Regions from separate parts of the Homo sapiens genome. Here region 1 is linked to region 2. A link is an interaction called in ENCODE POLR2A ChIA-PET data of the cell type or tissue named here. Cell type or tissue: OCI-LY7. All regions are shown on one strand. Each heading gives the region's core, and the rest is flanking DNA. Links, peaks and the distances in the headings are about the cores only. Region 1 overlaps ARID1B (AT-rich interaction domain 1B). Region 2 has its middle 17 kb from the start of ARID1B.

Region 1 (5,383 bases), core at 73-5,072, 430 kb after region 2:
GGGTTACATCAGAAGAAACCCATCCTAAATTGAAAATATTGGTAAGTTGAAAACACACTTTCACTTACGATATTTTTGATTGACAATGAGTTGATCCGGACATAACCCCATCTTAAATTGAGGAGCATACTGAATGCCTGTCGCTTTCACACCATCATAAGGTTGAGCCATCCTACTTTGGTGACTGTCTGTAATGTTGTTTTCATCAACCATGTAAATGATCCCCGGTGGCAAGTACAATCCCTAGTGTATTTCAGTTCACCTGCTGCCTTACGGTATTGATGTATTCAGTACCAAATTAAAGCAGATAAACAGAAAATCCACGGGAAACACATTTTCTAAGAGTCTTAATCCTGTTGTGTATAGTTTTCCATTCTTCAGTTTGCCTTACTCTGTCAGTAAACTTAATGGTGCTCTGATTTTTTATTTAATGACTAACTTCAGTGGAAAACATACTCTTTGTCGCTGTTGCTGCTGCTGGTGGTGTTAACCTGTAGTACAAGTAGCATGGTCAGAGTCTGATCTAATATTAGCCCTCAGTAGCCCTGAGGGGCCTGGCCCTGCCTGTTCACCGGCCTGCCTTCCCTGCCTTCTTACTTCCTTACTTCACTGATTGAGGCATTGATTGATTACATATAAATGAACATCATTTTATATGTTTAACAGAATAGTATATATCGAATTTATATTATTATCTGTACACATAGCTCTACTTTTTTTAATTGAATAGATACACCCTAATGCTCTAGTAATGGGTGAGTTGTTCCATAATCTTTTCTATTATAAACAATGAAGCAGTGATTGTTGAAGTACAGTTTTTTCACATTGTAAGAATGTTTCTGCGAAATAGATTCCTAGAAGTAGAATTGTTGAATCAAAGGATATGAACTTTTTTTTTAGTTTACTGAGTATCTCAGCTTTTACAGTATAACAAACTACCCCCAAATCTTAGTGGCTTTAAAAACAGTAACACTTAATTATATCTCTCAGTTCTGTGGTAGACTGGGTAGTTCTTCGCTCTGTGTGTCATGTTGTCAGCTAGGATATTGAGGTGGCCGCCATCATCTGGGAGCCAGGCTGAGAGCTCTGCTGGGCTCTGATGTCTCTCAAGTGGCTGATGTCATCCCCAGGCTCTACTGGGACCTCAACTGGAGCTGTTGGCTGCAGCCTCCTCCATGGGGCCTTTCCATGTAGTTTCTTAGGTGCCTATAACATGGCAGATGGATTTCAAGAGGGAGCACTCCAAGAGGACAGGTCCCGGGAGCAAGCAGTTAAAAACTTTTGCTTGCATCTCACTTGCTGGAGCCCTCTTAGGCAATGCTAATCACATGACCAAACCCAAAGGCATCATGGGAGGGGTTTCCCAGGCTGCGAATGCTGGGAGATGCACTTCTTTGGGGGTTGCCAAAGCACAGCCTCCCATAGCAGGTAAAGCAGGTATTGGCAAAGCTTATACCAGCTTAATGTTCTCAACAAAAGCATGTGAGAGTGTGCGGGTTCTCACCCCCTTACTAAGAATGATCATTGTCCATCATTTTAACATTGGCCAATCAGATGGAAGGGGGAAGGCCTCATTACTGTTTACCTTGGATTCATTCCATTATTAGTGAACTCACACATCTTTTCATATGTTGATTGACCATTTGTTTTTCTTTTGTGAATGTTCATTTATGTGTTTGCCCATTTTTAATTTGATTGTTGCTTTTCCTGTTGATTTTTTTAAATTTCCTTGTGTATTAGAGAAAAGCTATTTAATTATGTCACGTGATTTCTTTCTATCTCTGTTTTCACATCTACAAAATAGAAAGTAACTTCAAAACTGGTTCTACCACAGGTTGATGTGAGATCAAATAGATAAAACAGGTGAAAGCACATTGCAAAGGAAAATACTTGATGCTGGCATTGGCCCCTCTCTACCAGCCTAACAAAATGTATCTACTCATGAAATCTTAACCAGCTTTTGCTTCACATAACATAAAAGTAACTATCATAGGATGGAGAAAGGTAGCAATACTGTATAACGATGAAAATTTATATTAAAATGTTTAATTTGCCTTCAGGCTAGTTTCTGGACTGAACACAATTTCCTTCAGGCTCTGAGCTGATGCTAATTTGCATGTACTACCTACTTGTCACTCCATCCTGTGTTAGAAATAGTTGTATTTCATCCCATCTTGAGCTATTCTTAACTCCTTAATAATTTTTTTAATCCTTATTTTGGAGTGAATCAGTGGCTGAATGTTAAGGTTTTCACCTTTTTTCTTATGGGAGAAGGGAACTAACTTTGTATACATATTTTATGTCCTCCTTACAACCATTTCATGAGATAATATTACTGGCCTCATTTTATAGACAAGAAAATAGGGGCCAGGTGATGACTCATGCCTGTAATTCTAGCACCTCAAGAGGTTGAGGAAGGCAGGCAGATCACTTGAGCCCAGGAGTTCGAGGCTACAGTAAGCTACGATTTCACCACTGCAGTTGCAACATTGCACCTCTTATCACTAGGTGATACAGCGAGACCCTCTCTCTAAAAAACATAATAAAAATGTTGAAAAGAAATGAAATTAAACTCAGAGGTAACTTACCCAAGTAAGGAATGGATCTGGGCCTGTATTAGTTTTCTATGTTGTTATATAACAAGTTACCACAAACTTAGCAGCTTAAAACAACATAAATGTATGATCCTCCAGTGTCTGTGGATCAGGAATCTGGCACAGTGTGACTGGGCCTCTGCTCAGGGTCCCACAGGCTAAAATCAAGGTGTCTGCCAGCACTGTGAGCTCTTTGAAGGCTCAGGGTCCTCGTCCGAGTTTATTTAAGTCATTGGCAGAATTCACTTGCTTGTGTTTGTGAGGCTGCAGTCCCGTTTTCTTGTTGACTATCTTCTGCCCACCTTCCCTAACACGTGATCCCCCTCCACAGCATGCCAGTTGCTTCTTCAAGGCCAGCAGGAAAATATCTCTGACTTGCTTCCTCTCTAAGCTCTAGATCCAAACTTAAAGGGCTACCTGGACAATCTCCCTTCTGTTTAAACTCACAATCGGCTGATTAGTAACTATAATCACATCTGTTAAGCCCCTTTTGCCATGTAACATACATAACATAATCATGGGAGTGATACCATCGTATTCATAGGTCCCACCCACACTGAAGGGGAGGGGCTCATGGAAGGTGCCCACCGGGCAGGGGGTGCTGGATCTTCGGGGCCATCTTAGATTTCTGCCCCCACAGAGCACATCTTGGCTCCACAACTTATGCTCTTTCAATAGTATTATGGTCTATCATATTAAGAAAAAGTACAGGCCAGGCGCAGTGGCTCACGCCTATAATCCCAGCATGTTGCAAGGCTGAGGTGGATGGATCACCTGAGGTCAGGAGTTCAAGACCAGCCTGACCTACATGGTGAAACCCTGTCTCTACTAAAAATACAAAAATTAGCCAGGTGTGGTGGTGGATGCCTGTAATCTCAGCTACTTGGGAGGGTGACGCAGGAGAATCGCCTGAACCCGGGAGGCAGAGGTTGCAGTGAGCCAAGATCACACCACTGCATTAGCCTGGGCGACAGAGTGAGACTCCATCTCAAAAAAAAGAAAAAGTCCAAAGACAATAGAGATGACTAGAAGGGATGGATGGGCCTTTGACTTTCAGAAATGCCTAAATGTATGCATTTTATTTAAAATATTGCAGTGCCTGGAAGCAGCGAGCCCTTTATGACGCAAGGACAGATGCCCAACAGCAGCATGCAGGACATGTACAACCAAAGTCCCTCCGGAGCAATGTCTAACCTGGGCATGGGGCAGCGCCAGCAGTTTCCCTATGGAGCCAGTTACGACCGAAGGTGAGTATTTTTTAAGATGACAATATGATGATTTACTAGAAACCGTGCTTTCCTCACACACACATTTCTGAGCCCTGGCAGCTGAGCCACTGATGACAATATACAGTGTCCCCTTTCCTGTGAAAGTAAAGAGGCAATGGCTGCTGGTCACCAGGTGAGTGTCAGGTGGCTGCCCTCAGTAGATGGCTATTCAGGACCAGGGAGAAGGACCTTGGCCTTGGTAGGAGTCTTCTTCCCGAAGTCAAGAGCCAGGGCCGCCACAAGTCACGCTGGCACCCGGCACCAGCACCCAGCTTCCTTCTGAGGGACTGCCAGCTGCACACTCCAGACATGGCTCGCCTGGAGCTCCTGGATGCCTGGGCCTCCACAGCACCCGCTCCCCTCCCTCCCTTCTTTCTGTCTGGGGGAAAGGCCTGTGCAGTGGTAGCCACACTGGGCTTTCAGCATTCTGGAAAGGTCTTCCAGGCAGTGCTTTTCCCCTGTGAATATTTTAAACAGAGGGACAATACTTTGCTCTTTAATAAACATCTCTAGAAAACCCACAGCACAGGCCTCACTGCAGCCTCGCTTAAGGAAGTCATCTTGAAATGACTGAAAATGGCAAGTTAAACTTGCAAGTTAAAATGGCAAGTTCAGCTGCAGGACTGATGATGCAGAGTGATTTGTAACTAGATAGGAGGAAAAGTTATTGAAATGGCTCTGAAAGGTAACCTGAAAACTGCTTCCTAAGATGATGGCATAGGGTAGGCTTCTTTTTGTGAAGAAAGTCCCTTGCCTGGGCCCTGACTTCAATACTCATTGTCACAAAAACCCCTTCCCCTTGTTGGGTATGTTCTCTACCTCCTAGTAAGAGACATGATGATAAGCAAGGTTTTCATATAATATTTCAGATTTTTAAAGAAAAAAGATAGAGGCATAATAGAAGGGCTTTTCCCTCCCCGGAGCCACAGTGTGTGCCACAGGGTGGAGCTGACTTCGGGATCGCGGCCTTCGGAAGCTGCGTGTGCTGTTCTACCGGGGACCGGCTGGGCCAGAGCCGCTCACCTTTCATCAGCCCACATGCTGGGGTCACAGGGATGGGTCAGTGGGAAAGCTTCCTCAGTGTAATACAAAGGAGAAAAAGGTTGAAAAATCACGGCTTTACCAAATGAGGTTTCTTTATGGTATTGTCTGTGAGCCTTGTTCTTGAGAGTCCATCCCATGTTTAAGGAGACACGGTGCTTTCTCCTAGGGACCTAGGAATTTACTCTTCTAATTCTTAACCCGGCCATAATACGGCCAATATTTACTTGTGATATATTCGTTAATCAGTTAACCATAAGGTAACATTTAGTGTGCTGAATCAAGGATTTCAGTTAGGTTTGTTTTGTTTCTGAGGGTCCAGGAAAAGCTACAGATGTTTTTTTGGGGGGGGTAGCTGGCAAGATTAGAAGAACAATTATCTGGGCTCTATCTACCACATTAAAGAGAGGTTTACCTCATTGTTAAGTTTTCTCTTCTGAAAAATGTTGCTTGTTAGGCAACTTAAATTTTACCCATGTC
Region 2 (5,383 bases), core at 69-5,068:
GCAGGAGAATTGCTTGAGCCCAGGAGGCAGAGGTTGCAGTGAGCAGAGATCGCCCCACTGTACTCCAGCCTGGTGATACAGCAAGACTCTGTCCCAGAAAAAAAAAAAAAAAAGAATTCTATCCAGGGGTTTTCCCTCCTTTCAGCACCTAGAATTGTTATGTCACTTCTGGGGTGTGTCACTGTTGTACAGAATTGAACGTTTTCCTTTGAAGGTAGCCTATTTTACCCCCTGTCTTTTCTGTGTCTTTGGTGCTCTGCAGTTCCACTCTCATATGTCTAGTTTTGAATTTGTTTTTATTTAACCTGCAAGGGCCTGGGGGCACTTCAACAATCTGAGGATTTATGTCCTTTTTCAATTTTGGAAAAGTGTCACTCTTTAGCATTTTATTTTTTTAATTGTTTTTAATAAATACTGAGAAGATACAAAACAATATTTTAAAAATATGTAAGGTATAAAGTATAATGGAAAAAACAAAAAATGAATAATAGTACAACCCCTATGTCCTCGCCCTCAAGTGTAGGAAAAGAGTGCCAAAGCCACACCATTGCTTTTGAATTCCTTGTCCGCCTCCCTAGACCCGCTGGTTTCCATTCTGGAGACCATTATAATCCTAAATTCGATAGTTATCATTTCCTTGTAGTTTCACAAAGAAATATAGTTATGCATGTTTTAAACTGTATATCATTTGACTAAAGCTGTGTTTTTCTTTGTTTTCTCCACTCAAAATTATGTTCTTCAGATTCTCGTGCATTGATGGACACAGGTGTAATTTATTCATACTCATTACTATATAGTATTCTGTCACCCATATTTTATTCATTCTGTTGTCAATGGACATAGATTTGCTTCTAGTTTTTTTATTAGTAAGAATAGTGCTGCTTGGGCTGGGCGCGGTGGCTCATGCCTGTAATCCCAGCACTTTGGGAGGCCAAGGCAGGCAGGTCACTTGAGGTCAGGAGTTTGAGACAGCCTGGCCAACATGGTCTCTACTAAATATCCCCATCTCTACTAAAAATACAAAAATTTGCCAGGCGTGGTGGCATGCACCTGTAAGCCCACCTACTCGGGAGACTAAGGCAGGAGAATCACTTGAATCCGGAAGGCAGAGGTTGCAGTGAGCAGAGATCATGCCACTACACTCCAGCCTGGGCAACAGAGTGAGACTCTGTCTCCAAAACATAAAAGTAAAAATAAAAATAAAAGAATAGTGCTGCTTTAAGCATTTTCATAAATGCCTCCTGGAACAGGACAGTTTCTCTAGAGTTTACACCTAGGAGTGGAATTGCTAGGTCATAGAGTATGTATGTGCATTTTCACATAGCAAAATTGGTCTCCAGAGTGACAATTAATTTACACTTCCATCAACAATATATGAGAAATTGTCTTGCTTCACATCCCATTCAACGCACAGTAGTGTCAGGTTTCCATTTTTGCAAACTTTGTGGATGTGTAACAGTACTTCATAGCAGAATTAATTTGTATTTTCCTGATTGCTAATGAGTGAGTGACATTTTGTACATCTATAAAACACTTGTGTAATTATTTTGACTCTTTGGTGAAAATAGATGTCTTTTTTATTGATTTGTAAGAATTCTTTACATGTTTAGGAGACTAATCCCTTGACAATTACACATTTAGCAAATATCTCATCCTAGTCTGTGGCTGGTCATTTCATTCTCATTAGAGTGTCTTTTGATAAATAGATGTTTTCATTTTAAATGTAGGCCAATTTGTCAATTTTTCCTTTGTGGATTTCAATTTTTGTTTCCTGTCTAAGAAAATGTTTACATCCCTAAGTTCAGATGAGTATTCTCCCAGACTAACTTCTAAAGTTTCTGTAGGGTTGTATTTCACATATAGCTCATTAATACACATAGAGTTGGTTTTTGTGTGTGACGTGATGTATTAGTGTTAAGTCCTAAGTACCCTTATGTATTCTACTCTTGTTTGTTTTTATAAGTATGTTCTTATCTACCATCTCACTTATATACACAGCTATACTAAGGGACGTAGAAAAATGGTACTTTTTGAGAAATTTATAGACTTGATGCTTAAAGGCTGAAAATTAAGTAGCTGTGTTTTCAAACTTGAGTGTTAAAGAATAACAGAAAAAAAAATCACAAAAAAGTAGGATGAAGACTGCTATAGAGATGAGAGCAGAAACCAAATAAATAACCACCATATAAATAATAGATCAATTAAACAGAAGTCAATTAAATAGGAAACACATAAATAATAGAAATGCTCAAGGAATCCAAAATACTGCTCTTTGAAAAGTCTAAAAAAGTAGATATCTGGTAAGACTACTCAAAAAAACAAAAGAAGAAAAGGCAAAAATAAATATTGTTAAACTGACAAAAGTGTCATAAGTTCAGATGCAGCAGAAATTAAAAGGTTAAGAGAATGCTTTAATCAACTTTATGCCAATAAAATTAAAAACTCAGAAGAAAAAATACTCATTTCCAGAAAAATGTATGTCTATTTTGCATCTATCCAGCTAAATTCTCTTGTTAATTCTAATAATTTCCCTGTGCATAATTTTCAGTTTTCTGTCTGGAGCAGCTATACAATACATGAACTGTTACAGTATTACTCTTCCCCCATTGTTTCTTTGAATGTCACTACAGTTGTATTTCTGGAATGCCAATAAAAGTATAGTTATTTTGTACTTCTCATTCTGTCCTCCAGGCCTCCTAACCTCTCTTTTGTATTTTCAGTTTGTTTGTTTGTTTTTTTTTTTCTGAGACAGAATCTTGCTCTGTTGCCCAGGCTGGAGTACAGTGGCATGACCTCGGCTTACCACAACTTCCGCCTCCCAGGCTCCAGCGATTCTCAGCCTCAGCCTCCCAAGTAGCTGGGACTACAGGTGCATGCACTATGCCCGGCTAATTTTTGTATTTATGAATTTGACTCCTGTAGTGTGGATTTATATTTGGCTCTCAAGGGTCCCAGAGTTGTTGTGGGCCTTGGCCCAATTTGTTTTTTCTTGTGCAACTTTTTTGTTAGTTTAGCAGCTGAGGATTCTCACCTTATATAGTGATGTGTGATGTGTCTCGGGTGTGAGGATGTGTATGTGTATTTGCGAGAGGTATTGGGTATGAGGATGTCTGTGCTGAGTGATTTCTAATTCTTCTACTCTTTAATACATTTACTTTACCTTGTCCTTATTCAAACAATCATGACTTCTAAATTATTGAGGCTCAAAAAAAGTTTTTCTCTATGTGATCTGCCAATATGTATGTACTGATTTTCTTTAAGTCAAAGATTTTTAAAAATACTTAATTCTAAAGTGAGAGGAAAATAGAAAATATTCTGCAGAACTGTCACACCAAACTTTGCTCAGTATATTATTTGAAAATTTTTCTCATGGTTCCTGCTTCCTTCAGAAAGCTTTTGCAATAAATTATATTAAAACAAATTCTATACAGAACACAAGACTGCCAGTACAGCAAAATGTGTGAGAAAATTTCTCACAATGGACTTTCAGTGGAATATGAACATCTCTTTTCTAGATGATATAACTTTCCTAAGATCTTAGAAGACATTTTAAAAGTTTCTCTTGCCAGGCGTGGTGGCTCACACCTGTAATCCCAGCACTTTGGGAGGCCGAGGCAGGCGGATCACCAGGTCAGGAGATCCAGACCATCCCGGCTAATACGGTGAAACCCCGTCTCTACTAAAAATACAAAAAATTAGCTGGGCATGGTGGCGGGCGCCTGTAGTCCCAGCTACTCCGGAGGCTGAGGCAGGAGAATGGCGTGAACCCGGGAGGCGGAGCTTGCAATGAGCCGAGATGGTGCCACTGCACTCCAGCCTGGGCGACAAAGTGAGACTCCGTCTCAAACAACAACAACAAAAAAAAAAAAAAAAAAAAAAAAAAACACAAAAGTTTCTCTTATACAGAAGGAAAGAAGAAAGGAGGAAGGAAGAAAGGAAGGAGGGAAGGGAAGGGAAGGGAAGGGGGAAGGAAGGGAGGGAAGGAAGAAGGAAAAAAGGAAGGAAGGGAGGGAGGAAGTGAGAAAGGAAGGAAGGGAGGGAAGAATAAAATCTAATAAAGTTTTACCAAATATAAATACATTTTTATATCTGTTCTTCATACCTAGCATTTCCCATTATTAATTATTGGTAGTCCTAGATATGCTGTGGTGTGAGTCAAAAATGTAAGAGCCAATTATGACAGAACAGCCTGGCAGTATGTGACCCTCGAATTGGACCCATCTATTGAGTTGGGGACAAAACGACAGCACCAAATTCAGCCCAGGCCATGGTGAGAGATGCCTCAGCGCAGGCTTCACCCGGGACCTGTAGACTGCGGCCGCAGGGCTTCCCCAGAATGGGAACCAGCTTGAGACTCCTCCAATCTCAGATTCTCCCTTTACTGGTTGTATAACCTGACACAAATTCTTTTTTTTTTGGAGGGGGCGGCGGGGGATGGAGTTTCTTGTCGCCCAGGCTGGAGTACAGTGGCATGATCTCAGCTCACCACAACCTCCGCCTCCCAGGTTCAAGCAATTCTCCTGCCTCAGCCTCCTGAGTAGCTGGGATTACAGGTGCCCGCCACCACGCCCGGCTAATTTTTTGTATTTTTTTTTTGGTAGAGACGGGGTTTCACCACGTTGGGCAGGCTGGTCTCGAACTCCTGACCTCAGGTGATCTGCCTGCCTCGGCCTCCCAAAGTGCTGGGATTACAGGCGTGAGCCACCGCACCCAGCAACCTGATACAAATTCTTTTACTTCACATTTTCCAGTATGCTTACCTGTAAAACAGAGATATTATCTACCTCATAGGATCCTTAGGAAGATCATATGAGGTCACAAATGCAGAGCCCATGGCACTGTGCCCTGTCACACCGCGAGCACTTGACTAATGTGAACTGTCAATGCAAGCAGTAGGCGTCAGGGCGTGTTCAATAAGCAGGGAGCTGATATTTGGCAATCCAGGCAGGCTGGCAGCATCATATACAGTTTTCAGCAGGTAACAAGATGACAGCAATGAACCAAGAGTTGAAGGACCAGATCCCAGTCCCAACGGAGGTGGAAGGATAAAATAGACATTGTGGCAAAAGCAAAGAAGAGCCCCAGGCTCAGGAGAATAGAGTAGGCAGGATTCAGTGGCTGGGGCTCAATCCTAAGAAACAAGACAAGGATGTGGTTAGCAAAACTGTTGGACAAAGTGAAGACTGGGCCTTGGCTGAAGGTACAGCACAGAACTGGAGGAGCAGTGGCAAAGGAGAACGGGTGTCCATTCTCAAAGCATCTAGACATAGCTTTGGAAATTCACTGCATGTCACCCTAATGAAGCCCCGTTAGCTGACTATTGGTCCCGGAGCCAGCGTAGGGGAACTTGCTGGAGATGATAAATAAAATATTTTTAGATTTA

What was found. ChIA-PET counts read pairs that join two places held together with the same protein. Peaks named below come from ENCODE experiments on the same cell type or tissue, not always from the same donor. Only the 100,000 strongest peaks of a DNase experiment are listed, where the experiment ranks them.
Region 1: POLR2A ChIA-PET joins it to region 2 with 5 read pairs; 2 of 35 experiments call an interaction of 5 or more read pairs at or near these places.

The regions. Positions count from the first base shown.
Region 1 is chr6:157,192,475-157,197,857 of GRCh38, forward strand. It overlaps ARID1B (AT-rich interaction domain 1B), which reads left to right. Exons shown (of 20, transcript NM_001374828.1): 16 at 3,691-3,841. Among named protein-coding and RNA genes, the nearest start is that of TMEM242, 130 kb to the right of the region's middle. In OCI-LY7, for the core only: no CTCF peak of the experiment used is centred there; no DNase peak of the experiment used is centred there.
Region 2 is chr6:156,757,856-156,763,238 of GRCh38, forward strand. No RefSeq gene overlaps it. Among named protein-coding and RNA genes, the nearest start is that of ARID1B, 17 kb to the right of the region's middle. In OCI-LY7, for the core only: no CTCF peak of the experiment used is centred there; a DNase peak (open chromatin) is centred at 2,836; H3K27ac peaks cover 1,053 bases.